Linked DNA regions of Homo sapiens: region 2 is linked to region 1. A link is an interaction called in ENCODE POLR2A ChIA-PET data of the cell type or tissue named here. Cell type or tissue: HepG2. All regions are shown on one strand. Links, peaks and the distances in the headings refer to the core of each region. The heading gives the core; the rest is flanking DNA.

Region 1 (8,105 bases), core at 2,340-6,339:
ATGTCTGTAACCCCAGCACCTTGGGAGGCCGAGGTGGGTGGATCACTTGAGGTCAGGAGCTTGAGACCAACCTGGCCAATATGGTGAAACCTATCTATGAAAAGTACAAAAAATTAGTCAGGCATGGTGGCAGGCACCTGTAATCCCAGTTACTCAGGAGGCTGAGGCAAGAGAATGACTTGAATCCCGGAGGCAGAGGTTGCAGTGAGCCAAGATTGCGTCACTGCACTCCAGCCTGGGTGACAGAGTAAGACCCCACCTCAATAAAAAAATAAAAAATAAAATTTAAAAATTGACTTTTCTGGAATTAGAAAAACCGTGTGGGTCTCAAGCAAGGCAAGTCTTTCACAACATGTGGAGGAGGTAAACTCTGTCCCTAGTACATTCATCTGTTCATTCAAGCCCTGTTTACTGATTCATGCTGTATTTGTTGAGTGACTATTATGCTGGGCAGTGTCATAGCCAAAAGTCAGACATGGAACTTGTGCCCTGGGGGCTCACAGTTAACCGGAGGATACAGGCAATACATGTAGTACAGTGCATAATATGCTCCAATGAAGGAAGTACAAGGAACTATGGGGATATGAGGCTGGGCCATCAAACTCTGACTGAGATGAGTGGGGAAGTGTTCCTGGAGGACTGATGTCTGAAATGAAATCTGAAGAATGAATAGGAGTTAGGCAGTCAAAGGAGTGGGTGCAACATGTTTAAAGCAAAGGTCAGAAAGCAAATGAGAGCAGGGAATGGGGAAGGGCATGAAAGATGTTGGGTGTTGCACGATTCTAGTGTTACAATGGCAAGGGTGATGAGAGATAAAGCTGGGAAGGCAGGCAAGGGCCAGAGCATGACGGGTATTGTGAGCCAGGTAAGGAACTGGACTGTTCTCCCCATTCCATAAATATTGTCCTGTGTCCCATTCTTCCTGATTCCCAGTTACTGTCAGCTGATAAGGCCTAATACTCACTGGGAAGGTGGGGAGGTGCTGCATTTTAGAAAGGACCACAGAGGAGAAGTAAAACATTTTGCCCAAGACAATGAGACTATAATGGTGTAATGACAGGCAGTGGGATGGACATTCCGAAAGTGGGGAATTTGACTGAAATCCTCTTCAAGCAGCACTTTTTAAGTAATTGGCTGCTGCTGAGACTCAGGAGACTGAGTTCTTTGTTTTCGTTTTTCCTAAGAGTCAAGTGGACTAATTTTTGCCTCGTAAGAACACAGAAGCCTTAACTTTGTGCATTGTGCCCAGGCAGTAGCCAGCAAGCACACAGGAGCAGTTTAAATAGACTGAAAGCAAGGGGACATGTGTCACAGGGCCTCTCACAGCAGACAGCACAGAGTAGACACTAAATAAACACTTCCTGAACTTGACACCCTTTTGACTAGCCATCCTCAGATGCTCACTGGCCCCTCCCGAGCACCAGGCATAGTGTGCAGTAAGTGGTACTAAGAAGTACAAAGACAAATTAAGACCCAGGAGTGTGTGGTCCAGTTCAGGAGTTCAGACATCTCCACTTTAAATGCACATGGCACCACATGGCAGTATTGAGGCCCAACAAATGGATGGCTGAGACAAGCAGGGCTTTGGGTGCTGTCTTCTGGAAAGTTTCCTGGAGGAGACAGGACTTGAGGAGGTATATTAGTCTGTTCTCATGCTGCTATGAAGAAATACCCAAGACTGGGTAATTTATAAAGGAAAGAAATTTAATTGACTCACAGTTCTGCATGGCTGGGGAGGCCTCAAGAAACTTACAATCATGGTGGAAGGCACCTTTTCATAGGGCGGCAGGAGAGAGAATGAGTGCAAGTAGGGGAAATGCCAGACGCTTATAAAACCGTCAGATCTCGTGAGAACTCATTCACTATCACAAGAACAGCATGGAAGTAACCACCCCCATGATTCAATTACCTCCCACCGGGTCCCTCCCACGACACATGGGGATTATGGGAACTACAATTTGAGATGAGATTTGAGTAGGGACACAGCCAAACCATATCAGTCTGCCCCTGGCCCCTCCCAAACTTCCTGTCCTCATATTTCAAAACACAATCATGCCTTCCCAACAGTCCCACAAACTCTTAACTCATTCCAGGGCACATTGGCTCACACCTGTAATCCCAGCACTTTGGGAGGCAGAGGTGGGTGGATCAACTGAGGTCAGGAGTTTGAGACCAGCCTGGCCAACATGGTGAAACCTGTCTCTACTAAAAATACAAAAATTAGTCAGGTGTGGTGGCAGGTGCCTGTAATCTCAGCTACTTGGGAGGCTGAGGTAGGGGAATGGCTTGAATCCAGGAGGTGGAGGTTGCAGTGAGCCGAGATTGCACCACTGCACTCCAGCCTGGGTGACAGAGTGGGACTCTGTCTCAAAATAAAAAAAAAAAAAAGAAAAAAAAGTCTGAGTTCATTCCAGCATTAACCCAAAAGTCCAAGTCCAAAGTCTCATCTGAGACAAGGCAAGTCCATCCTGCCTATGAGCCTGTAAAATCAAAATCAAATTAGTTACTTCCTAGATACAATGGGGGTCCAGGCATTGGATAAACACACCCACTCCAAATGGGAGAAATTGGCCAAAACAAAGGGGATACTGGCCCCATGAAAGTCCAAAATCCATAGGGCAGGCATTAAACCTTAAAGGTGCAAAATAATCTCCTTTGACTCCATGTCTCACATCCAGGCCGTGCTGATGCAACAGGTGGGCTCCCACAGCCTTGGGCAGTTCCACCCCTGTGGCTTTGCAGGTTACATCCCCGCTCCTGGCTGCTTTCACAGGCTGGTGTTGAGTGTCTGCAGCTCTTCCAGGCGCATGGTGCAAGCTGTTGGTAGATCTACCATTCTGGGGTCTGGAGGATGGTGGACCTTTTCTCACAGCTCCATTAGGCAGTGCCCCAGTGGGGACTTTGTGTGGGGACTCCAACTCTACATTTCCCTTCCTCACTGCCCTAGCAGAGGTTCTCCATGAGGGTTCTGCCCCTGCAGCAAACTTCTGCCTGGACATCCAGGCATTTTCATACATCCTCTGAAATCTAGGCAAAGGTTCCCAAACCTCAGTTCTTGACTTCTGTGCACCAACAGACTCAACACCACATGGAAGTTGCTAAGGCTTGAGGCTTCCACTCTCTGAAGCCATGGCCTGAGCTGTACCTTGGCCCCTTTTAGGCACAGCTGGAGTGGCTGAGATGCAGGGCACCAAGTCCCTAGGCTAACACACAGCAGGGGGTCCCTGGGCCTGACCTAAGAAACCATTTCCTTCCTCCTAGGTCTCTGGGCCAGAGATGGGAGAGGCTGCTGTGAAGGTCTCTAACAGGCCCTGGAGACATTTTCCCCATTGTCTTGGTGATTAACATTTGGCACCTCGTTACTTATGCAAATTTCTGCAGCTGGCTTGAATTTCTCCCCAGAAAATGGGGTTTTTGTTTCTATTGCATCAGCAGGCTGCAAATTTTCCAAACTTTTATGCTCTGCCTCCTCTTGAGTACTTTGCCGCTTAGGAATTTCTTCTACCAGATACCCTAAAACATCTCTCTCAAGTTCAAAGTTCCAAAGATCTCTAGGGCAGAGGCAAAATTCCAGCAGTCTCATTGCATAGCAAGAGTCACCTTTACTCCAGTTCCCAAGAAGTTCTTCATCTCCATCTGAGACCACCTCAGCCTGGACTTCATCATCCTTATCACTATCAGCACTTTGATCAAAGCCATTCATCAAGTCTTTAGGAAGTTCCAAACTTTCCCACATCTTCCTGTCTTCTGAGCTCTCTAAGTCTCTAGGAGTAAAAAGAGTAGAGAAAGGGGAGGTGACACCAAGGTTCATTAAGGTATATTGACCTGCAGGTGATGAGAAGTCAATATTGATTTCTAGTGGAAAGTTTTACTGTGAATCAAAATCCAAAGTACAAAAGAGTTGTTTGATGTTTTCTATCACAATACAGCTCACTGATGTGTAGGCTTGGCTATAATTTCATTTTGCCTCCTGGGGCAAAGTTTATAACAAGTACATTTGAAGGCAGAAACATGTTCTTTTCCCTAGGTGGGTTGAAAGGGTTGCCTCAGGTCTGGCTGTGTCAGTGAGGGCTGTCATGCAAAAAAGGAAAACACAGGTAACCAATCCTGCGTCTTCCTCCCCGTTGCTCTGCGCTGCTCCGAAAAGTCCCCATTCTGGCTCCCTTTTTCTTCTTTTTTTTAAAAAAAATTTAAAAGTAAACTTTAATGTCAAAAATGAAAACTTGGGGAGGGCAGAAAGATCACACACACGGCAGCCACTTCACACTTGGAGGGTTGCACAGCAGCCGGGCAGAGGTGCTCCTCACTTCCCAGGCAGGGTGGCCTCTGGGCAGAGGGGCCACTTCCCAGACGGTGTGGCGGCCGGGCGAGGCGCTCCTCTCTTCCCAGACGGAGCGGCGACTGGGCAGAGGCGCTTCTCACTTGCCAGATGGTGGGGCGGCCGGGCAGAGGCTCTCCTCACTTCAGAAATAAGTCCCAGAACCAATGTCTCTCTCTGTTCTTTGCCCCAACCTCCCTGTCGCTCTGGTCCTTTTTCCCGAAGAAGCAATAGAAGGGACCCTCTCTGGAATTTGCTTATCTGACTTCTAAGAACGCTTAAATGCAATTGTCTTAAGACTCCCTCCCTGGGGATCTCATCAACTAACCAGGAATGATCAACCATGAGAGAAGAGACTCAAGTCATCACCATGCCGAGGCTGACTTTTCCTCTGTTATGCGGGTAGCTCCAAGAGATTACCCGCAGCGGGGAACTTTAGTTGCATAATAAGACAACCTTTGTTCCTGTGAAGCAACCTCTGTTCCTTACGTTTCTGTACTGGTGGCCTCCCAACGCCATTCGTTCTCCCTAATGATTTACTACCCCTTCAAAGAATTGTCTACAATTCCCATCTCCCCCCTCCCTTATGAAAAAAGGGGAGCTTCTGGACTGCACTGTTTTTTGGGTGATCAGTCTGTAATTTCCTCCCATGCATGTTAATGTTTTTATGCCTTTTCTCCAATGAATCTACCTTTAGTCAGTTGGTTTTCAGTGAATTTTCAGACACTTCCCTGGAGGAGACATGAGGGCTTTAGGTGGCAACCTAGGGAGGTTACAGGGAGCTGCTCTTGGCAACTATAACTGTAAGGGAGTAAGGACTAAGCAGAGAGAGAAACTGAGCTCTGGCACTGTTAATAAAGGCCTCCATTGATCCCGTGGGGAGCTCTGAAGCTGGGATAGTCTTTTAGAATTGCTCTCAAATGGCTGCGTGCAGTGGCTCATGCCTGTAATCCCAGCACTTTGAAAAGCCAAGGCAGACGGATCACTTGAGGTCAAGAGTTCAAGACCAGCCTGACCAACAGGGTGAAACCCCGTCTCCACTAAAAAATACAAAAAATTAGCTCAGCATGGTGGCATGCGCCTGTAATCCCAGCTACTCGGGAGGCTGAGGCAGGATAATCGCTTGAACCCAGGAGGCAGAGGTTGCAGTGAACTGAGATCGCAACACTGTACTCCAGCCTGAGTGACAGAGTGAGACTCCATCTCAAATAAATAAATAAATAGTTCCGAATTGAGGCAAGGGAGCTGAATCCTTGTATCCCTATTTTGACCACTCATTAGATGCATTCCCGTCCCCCCTCCAGGAGGGGTATACCTGAGAAAGAACTCAGCTATATGACTTCTGTGCCCAACATTCCTGGCAGATCTAAAGGGCAAATCTAGATGGTGCACTGCAGTCTCTACTCTGAGGGTCATCATGGAGAGAGAGGTACAGAGTCATCTGTAGAGGAGTCCAAGCTGGTGACTGGTTGGGAGTTGCAGCCTGACCTCAGAAGATCTGCAGAACCAGTATGAGGAGAGGTGGAGCCAAGTCACTACGGAGGAGGTGGCAGCATTCCGGGGGGAACAGGGCTGTGCATTTCCCAAGCGAAGGGAACACATTGTGCTTCATGCCACCCATGATGCCTCAGCAGCAGAGGCAGAGAACCAAAGCCAATGCCTGGAGATAAGTAGGAGAAGGCAGCTCAGCTGGAGAGCACGTGTACAGCAGCAGCCCTTCCCACAAGGCCATGAGGTTCTGTAGGGCCTTACTGCTCTCAGCTACTATCTTGGAAGGGAGGAAGGGAAGCCTTCTCTGGAGGAGAGATTTTAGGGGATATTTGGAAGACTGAGCAATTTACATTTGAACGACTGTAATTTCTCAGCAAAAACTGAGTTAACAACTCTCAATCCCGCCATTTTTTTAAAGCTAGATGTAATAGAATTCGCCTATTTATTTATTTATTTTTGAGACGGAGTCTCTCTTTCGCCAAGGCTGGAGTGCAGTGGTGCGATATCGTCTCACTGCAACCTCCACCTCCTGGATTCAAGTGATTCTCCTGCCTCAGCCTCCCGAGTAGCTGGGATTACAGGCGTATGCCACCACACCCAGATGATTTTTTTTTTTTTTTTTTTTGAGATGGAGTCTCACTCTGTCACCCAGGCTAGAATGCAGTGGCGCGATCTCGGCTCACTGCAAGCTCTGGCTCCTGGGTTCACGCCATTCTCCTGCCTCAGCCTCCCGACTAGCTGGGACTACAGGCGCCCGCCACCACACCTGGCTAATTTTTTATATTTTTAGTAGAGACGGGGTTTCACCATGTTAGCCAGGATCGTCTCGATCTCCTGACCTTGTGATCCACCCACCTCGGCCTCTCAAAGTGCAGGGATTACAGGTGTGAGCCACCATGCCCGGCCCACACCCAGCTGATTTTTATATTTTTAGTAGAGACGGGGTTTCACCATGTTGGCCAGGCTGGTATTGAACTCCTGACCTCAGGCGATCCACTTGCCTCAGCCTCCCAAAGTCCTGGGATTACAGGTGTGAGCCACTGCACCTGGCCAGAATTAGCTTCAATTGGGAAGCTTAAGTCGTCACCTCATCGTAACCATTAGAGGAACTGGGGTCTTTTATTTTTTGTTTTTTGAGACAGAGTTTTTGCTCTTGTTGCTCAGGCTGGAGTACAATGGCGCAATCTCAGCTCAACACAACCTCTGCCCCCCGGGTTCAAGCGATTCTCCTGCCTCAGCCTCCAAGTAGCTGGGATTACAGGCATGCACCACCATGCCCAGCTAATTTTTTTGTGTTTTTAGTAGAGCTGGGGTTTCTCCATGTTGGTCAGGCTGGTCTCAAACTTCCGACCTCAGATGATCCGCCTGCCTCAGCCTTCCGAAGTGCTGGGATTACAGGCGTGAGCCACTGCACCTGGCCTGAGGAATGGGGTCAAGAGAGAAAGAAAAAGTAAGTTACAAGGAGTAAAGAAGCAGGCCTGTGCAGTGTCCCACACCTGTAATCCCAGCATTTTGGGAGACTGAGGTGGGAGGATCCCTTGAGGCCAGGAGTTTCAGACTAGCCTAGGCAATGCAGAGAGACTCTGTCTCTAAAAGAAACTAAAGAATTAGCCAGATGTGGTGGTGTGTGCCTGTAATCCCAGCTACTAGAGAGGCTGAGGGGGAGAGGATTCCTTGAGCTCAGGAGTTCAAGGCTGCAGTGCTTATTTATGCACTCCAGCCTGGGCAACAGAGCAAGACCCTGTTTAAAAAAAAAAGTGAAGAAGCTAATTTTTTCCCCCAGCTGAATTCTGATATGTAAATTTCATCCCTCCCAGTTCCCTCTTTCCCTCAAGCCTTATCCTAAACAACTACTTCCAAAGTTATCTTTAGGAAACACAGGTTTGATCATGATGCTTCCCTGTTCAAACCATTGATGGCACTCCAATTGCATGTAGAACACTACACTTGATCTTAGCCAAAAGGCTGAGAAGCAATTGCCTATAAAATAAAGTTAAAACTGCTAAGCTTTTCATACCCTGTCTATTCCCACCTACCATTTCCAGAGATATCAGCCCTGTCTCAAGACAGGGTTTTGCCATGTTGGCCAGGCTGGTCTCGAACTCCTGACCTCAGGTGATCCGCCCACCTCAGCCTCCCAAAGTGCTGGAATTACAGGCGTGACCTACTGTGCCCAGCCTTGGCTACTTTTTCTTTAAAGTTTTTGTAGAGATGAAGTCTTGCTATGTTGCCCAGCCTGGTATCAAACTCCTGGACTCAACAAACCCTCCAGTGCTGGCCCCCCAAAACACTAGGA
Region 2 (6,056 bases), core at 1,184-5,183, 230 kb after region 1:
AGGCTCAAGTGATTCTTGCGCCTCAGCTTCCTGAGTACCTGGGACTATAGGCACGTGCCACCATGCCCAACTAATTTTTGTATTTTTTGTAGAGATGGGGTTTCTCCATGTTGGCCAGGCTGGTCTCGAGCTCCTGGTCTCAAGCAATCCTCCCTCCTTGGCCTCCCACAGTGCTGGGATTACAGGTGTGAGCCACCGCACCTGGCCCTTTGCCCATTGTTAAACAGGGTTGTCTTTTTATTATTGGGTTGTAAAAGTTCTTACATATTCTTTTTCTTTTTCTTTTTTTCTTTTTTTTTTTGAGACAGGGTCTCACTCTGTTACCCAGGCTGGAGTGCAGTGGCGTGATCTCGGCTCACTGCAACCTCCACCTCCTGGGTTCAAGTGACTCTCCTACCTCAGCCACCCAAGTAGCTGAGATTACAGGTGCGCATCACCATACCTGGCAAATTTTTGTATTTTTAGTAGAGACGGGGTTTCACCATGTTGGCCAGGCTGGTCTCGAACTCGTGGTCTCAAGCAATCCTCCTGCCTCAGCCTCCCAAAGTGCTGGGATTATAGGCATGAGCCACCACACCTGGCCTCTTTTCATATTCTTGATACATGATTTACAAATAATTTTTCCTATTCTGTTGGTTGTCTTTTTACTTTCTTGATGGTGCCTTTTGAAGCACAAGCGTTTTTAATTTTGATGATGTCCTATTTATTTATTTGTTTTTTGAGACAGAGTTATGCTCTTGTTACCCAGGCTGGGGTGCAGTGGCGCAATCTCAGCTCACTGCAACCTCCGCCTCCTGGGTTCAAGTGATTTTCCTGCTGCAGCCTCCTGAGTAGCTGGGATTATAGGTGCGCACCACCATGCCCAGCTAATTTTTTGTATTTTTAGTAGAGACGCGTTTTATCATGTTGGCTAGGCTGGTCTCGAACTCCTGACCTCAGGTGATCCACCCGCCTCGGCCTCCCAAAGTGCAGGGATTACAGGCATGAGCCACTGCGCCTGGCCCAATTTATTTATTTTTTTCTTTTGTTGCTTGTGCCTTTAGTGTCGTATCTAAGAACCATTGCTTAATCCAAGGTCATGAAGATTTACTCCTATGTTTTCTTCTCAGTTTCACAGTTTTAGTCTTACATTTTAGATTGTCTGTGATCCATTTTTTGTTAATTTTTATATAGGGTGTGAAGGTAAGCTGTCCGACTTTTTTTTTTTTTTTTTGCATGTGGCTATTCAGTTATTCCAATCACGTATGTTTAAAAATACTATTCTTTCCCTACTGAATTGTCTGGCAACTTTTGTTGAAAATCAATTGACCATAAATGCATGGGTTTATTTCTGGACTCTCAGTTCTGTTCCATTCATCTATATGTCTGTCCTTATGTCAGTACCACACACTGTCTGAATTACTAGCGCTTTGTAGTAAGTTTTGAAATCGGGAAGTGAGAATCCTACAACTTTGTTCTTTTTCAGTATTGTTTCACTATTCCAAGTCCTTTGGATTTCCATGTGAATTTCTGAGTCAGCTTGACAATGTTTGCAAAGAAGCCTGCTGTGGTTTTGATAGGGATTGCATTGAATCTGTGGTTCACTCTGGGGAACATAGCCATCTTATGTTAAGTCTTCCAATTCATGAACATGAGATGTCTTTCCATTTATTTACGTGTTCTTTCATTTCTTTCAACAATGTTTTGCAGTTCTCAGAGTACATGTCTTGTACTTCTTTCGTTAAATGTATTCCTATAGACTACTTATTTTTAAGACTTTTTTTTTTTTTACTGTATATGTTTGGTGTTTCCAGAATTTGTATGAATTGTTTTGGAATTGGTTCTGGAAGTAAGCACCATGAGTGAGGGCACCTTGCCTCCATGGGGTTGTGGGGTTGTGGGGTTGTGGGGTGGGTAGTTGTAGACATGGTCAGCAGACTAACTAGGGGTTAGTTTTAAACTTCTCTGGTAGCCTGTGGACTCTCCTCTTCTTCATCACCAAAACTCCTTATCACCCACGCCTCATGCTCTCCCCACACATTCTATGTGCTAAGTGCTGTTCCTGGATAATTTAATGCTCAGAATAAGCCTAATTTACGAGGTTTTGTGATCATTTTACAGAGAAGGAAATTGAGGCTTAGATAGGTAAAGTCACCATCCTTGGGAGTCATGGAGCAGGACTGAAATCCAGACACTCGGACTTGAGTTCATGCTCTTAACCACAATCCTACACCTGCTTTGAGGCAATGTATGTGTTTCCCTCTCCATGCTTCACTTTTTCTGCACAGATTTGTCAAGGAGGTTTTCAGTTATAAATTGATAAATGTGAGTATAAACCAGCTGGTTTACAGTTGGTTTATCAGGCAGTAGATTTTTCCAGGCTCCTTGTGGCAATAGTGATGAATTGTCTGGGGATGTTTAGACAAGTGTGATAAATTCTGCAAAAATGTGCCAGCCAATACATTAATTATTTTTTTGACTAACCCAGCTGTGCTCTTCCAGATACCCAAGCCGTGGAGTGTGTGGACAGGATCCTTATTTACTGGTCTTCTGGCTGAAATCCCTCATGTGATGAATCATTAATGCCTCCGGTTGAGAGATTAGACTTTATTTGCAAGACTGGTTTAGAAGATTTACTATTAGAAGTAAATAAGAAATGCTGAGAAGCTGAGAGGAAAGCCTCTTTGCTCCTGGAAAGGGACCTTTGGCATGAAGGAGACTTCTGTCACCCTCCTCCCCACCTTACCCCCAGCAGCGCTTGTTTCTGCAATAGAGTTAAGCAGGTTAATAATTTGCAGCTCAGAGGGTTTGTGTGGAGGCGGCGTTTGGAATGACTTGCTTGCATACCAACTTGTACTCCTGGAGCCTGAGCCCACTTCCTCCCCGCTCCTATCAGATTTTGCTTTATCTGCACAGTGGGAAGCTGGCATGCTGGGGAAATCCAGCAGAGAGCACCCTCTGCTGTCCTTCTCTTTCTCCTCCTCTTTGTACTGGCCATCAGGGGACTTGGCTCTGCTCTGAACCTCTTGGGGCTTGAGTGCTTTCAGCTGAAGAAGTCAGAAAACCTTCTCTGAGGTATCAGGGGTATATATTTGTATAATACTTTATACTTTCCCAATCACTTTGGTTTTTACTGGTCCTCCACATTTCTTATTTGACAAATGAGGAAACTGAGACACAGAGAGGTGAAGTAACCCAGCGGGTTAGCAGCATGGCAAGGAAGAGACTCCAGATGGCCTGGCCTCGTATCTGGGGTTTGGAGTGATCCTACACCTGCCATATGGGAATGCTGAGCCCCAGGGTAGGGACTGCTGGGGAGACCCAGCTGAGAGGGAACCCAGAGCACAGGCGTAGGCTCCGTTCTGTCCCTACTAAGCATGATACTGCTGGAGGCAGCAGCTCAATTCAAAACACAATTCGCTCACTACCTGCTTGATTAGCCATCTCTATGCTTGATAATAATAATTGTGCCATTTATTGCACCTCCTCTATGCCAGGCACTTTATTATAATCATTCACTCATTTAATGATAGGTATTGTGTGTCTTGACCATGTGCTAAGGGTGTGGGGGCTGGTAAGATAGATACCTCTTGTGGCCATCCTGGGGCTTATATTCTGGGGTGGGAGGTGGACAATTAAACAGGCGATTACAATAAAATGTGCCAAGCGGTCATGACAGTAGGAGGTAGGAATACACAGGGCAAGCGCCTAACCTGGACACATTTGCAGAGGAGGTGAGATACCTGAGGAACAGGCATGAGCTAAGTGAAGAGGCATGGGTGGGAGTGTTTCCAGCAGAGGAAAGCGTGGATCGTGACACATTAGAGGTGCTGGGAGTTGTCCAGTATCACTGGGATGTGATATATAGAGCAGGGAGTGACCCGATGAGACTAGAGAGGTCACTGGGGGTGAGGTCAGGAGCACCACTGAAGGCCCTGGTAAGGATTTGGGCTTAAAAGGTCTTAGGTATTTATTTTTTATTTTTATTTTTTTTCAATTTGAGAAATCAGTCTGGTTTTGGAGAAGGGGTTTGAGTAGGGCAGGTTTGGAGGCTTTGGGGCCAGGGAGGAGGATGGTGCAGTAATCGGGAAAGAAATTCTGGTGGCTTTAGGCCAGTGATGGAGGCATAGAGGTGCAGAGAAATCATCAGGGCTCTGAGAGGAGTCCCCTGTGAATCCCAGGTTTCAGATTTGAATATGGGGTGGGTGGCAGAACCATTGTCTGAGATGGGAGACACAGGAAGAGAGAGGGAAATATCTTAGGTATGTAGAGTTGGAGCTGCCTGTGACACATCCAAGTGTTCAGTGGACAGTTAGATATAAGGACACTGGGCTGGGCACAGTGGCTTATGCCTGTAATCCCAGCACTTTGGGAGGCTGAGGCAGGTGGATCACATGGTCAGGAGTTCAAGACCAGCCTGGCCAACATGGTGAAACCCCATCTCTCCTAAAAATACAAAAATTAGCCAGGCATGGTGGTGGGCACCTGTAATCCCAACTACTTGGGACGCTGAGGCAGGAGAATTGCTTGAGCCCATGAGGCAGAGGTTGCAGTGAGCCGAGATCATGCCACTGCACTCCAGCCTGGGCAACAGAGCAAGACACCGTTTTAGGGGGGAAAAAAAAAAGATATAAGGACACGGAGCTCAGGGAAAAGTCTAGTCTAGAGATAAAACTTTGGGACTTGTTGATGTGGCTGATGTCTACAGAGCTCAGGCAGGTGTTTGGTGAGAGAAGCAGGCTGGGTAAGGTGAGCAAGAGGGCCAACTGCAACGTAGCTGGAGCGAATTGCTCACATGTGAATGAGGGCCTGGTGTTGGTAGACCTTCCAATTAAAAGAAAAATCCAAGGGAGCCAGGCTAGCAAATAAGTCAGGGCGCCGTACAGTTGCAATTCTGCTGCCACCACTTACCAACCATGACCTTGTCAAAGGCACATCATCTTCCTGAGCCACAGTTTCCTCACTGGTAAAGGGGGAACAATAATGGTACGTACCTAATGGGGTTACTTGAAGATTAAATGGTTTAACCTTTGTAAAGCACTTAGGATGCTATTTTTTTTACTGTATACAGTACTTGTTAAATAGTCAGTAAATTGGTAAGTAAATAAATACTATTGTGAAGTGCAATGTCGAGAGGGTGTAAGATGGAGCCCCAAGGAGCACTGACATCAAAGAGCTGCAGAAGAGACAGAGAAGGGAGACAAACCAAGGGGCAGGGTATAACGGAGCTAAGGTATCTGAGTGTTTCCAGAAGACGAGATTGGTCAACAGTGTCAAATGATGCAGAGAGATTGGGTAATATAAAGACTGAAAGGGGTCTGGGCGTGGTGGCTCATGCCTGTAATCTCAGCACTTTGGGAGGCTGAGGTGGGTGGATCACTTGAGGTCAGGAGTTCGAGATGAGCCTGGTCAACATGGTGAAACTCCATCTCTACTAAAAATACAAAAATTAGCCAGATGTGGTGACGGGCACCTGTAATCCCAGCTACTCAGGAGGCTGAGGCAGGAGAATTGCTTGAACCCGGGAGGCAAAGGTTGCAGAGCTGAGATCACACCACTGTACGCCAGCCTGGGTGACAGAGTGAGACTCCATCTCAAAAAAAAAAAAAAAAAATTGAAAAGTCAATTGACTCTGGCAGCAATACCTTATTTACTCCATACAGAAACCCTCCATACTATGTTATTGATGGAGACACTGAGGCTTAGCTGGTCTTGCAGATGCCCTATGTCATGCAGCTGGACAGCGAGAGAGCTGGGTTGTACCCAGAGGGTCAAATTCTGAAGTCCTTGATCTTTCCTCTACTTCCTGCTTCTGGAGGAGTTAGCAAAGAATTTTTCCAAGATTTCTGAACATGAGTAGGGTCAGTTTTCTTTCTCTTGCCTCTAAGTAGAGAACCAGTTTCCTCTGTACTCTGAAACATCCTTTCTCATTCCTTCTTGAGATGGACAACCTGTGATTTATGACATTTTCAAGATGATGTCTTCTGTTTGTTTTTTTGGTTTGTTTTTGTTTTCTTAATAGAGACAGGGTCTCACTTTGTTGCCCAGGCTGGTCTTGAACTCCTGAGCTTAAGTGA

What was found. Peaks named below come from ENCODE experiments on the same cell type or tissue, not always from the same donor. Only the 100,000 strongest peaks of a DNase experiment are listed, where the experiment ranks them.
Region 2: POLR2A ChIA-PET joins it to region 1 with 5 read pairs; 5 of 35 experiments call an interaction of 5 or more read pairs at or near these places.

The regions. Positions count from the first base shown.
Region 1 is chr2:44,057,276-44,065,380 of GRCh38, forward strand. No RefSeq gene overlaps it. Among named protein-coding and RNA genes, the nearest start is that of LRPPRC, 65 kb to the left of the region's middle. RefSeq lists enhancers at 3,044-3,579, 4,415-4,988. In HepG2, for the core only: no CTCF peak of the experiment used is centred there; a DNase peak (open chromatin) is centred at 4,776; H3K4me3 peaks cover 1,331 bases.
Region 2 is chr2:44,288,928-44,294,983 of GRCh38, forward strand. All of the region lies in intron 4 of SLC3A1 (solute carrier family 3 member 1), which reads left to right. Among named protein-coding and RNA genes, the nearest start is that of SLC3A1, 16 kb to the left of the region's middle. In HepG2, for the core only: a CTCF peak has its summit at 2,928 (motif pointing left); a DNase peak (open chromatin) is centred at 2,864; H3K4me3 peaks cover 299 bases.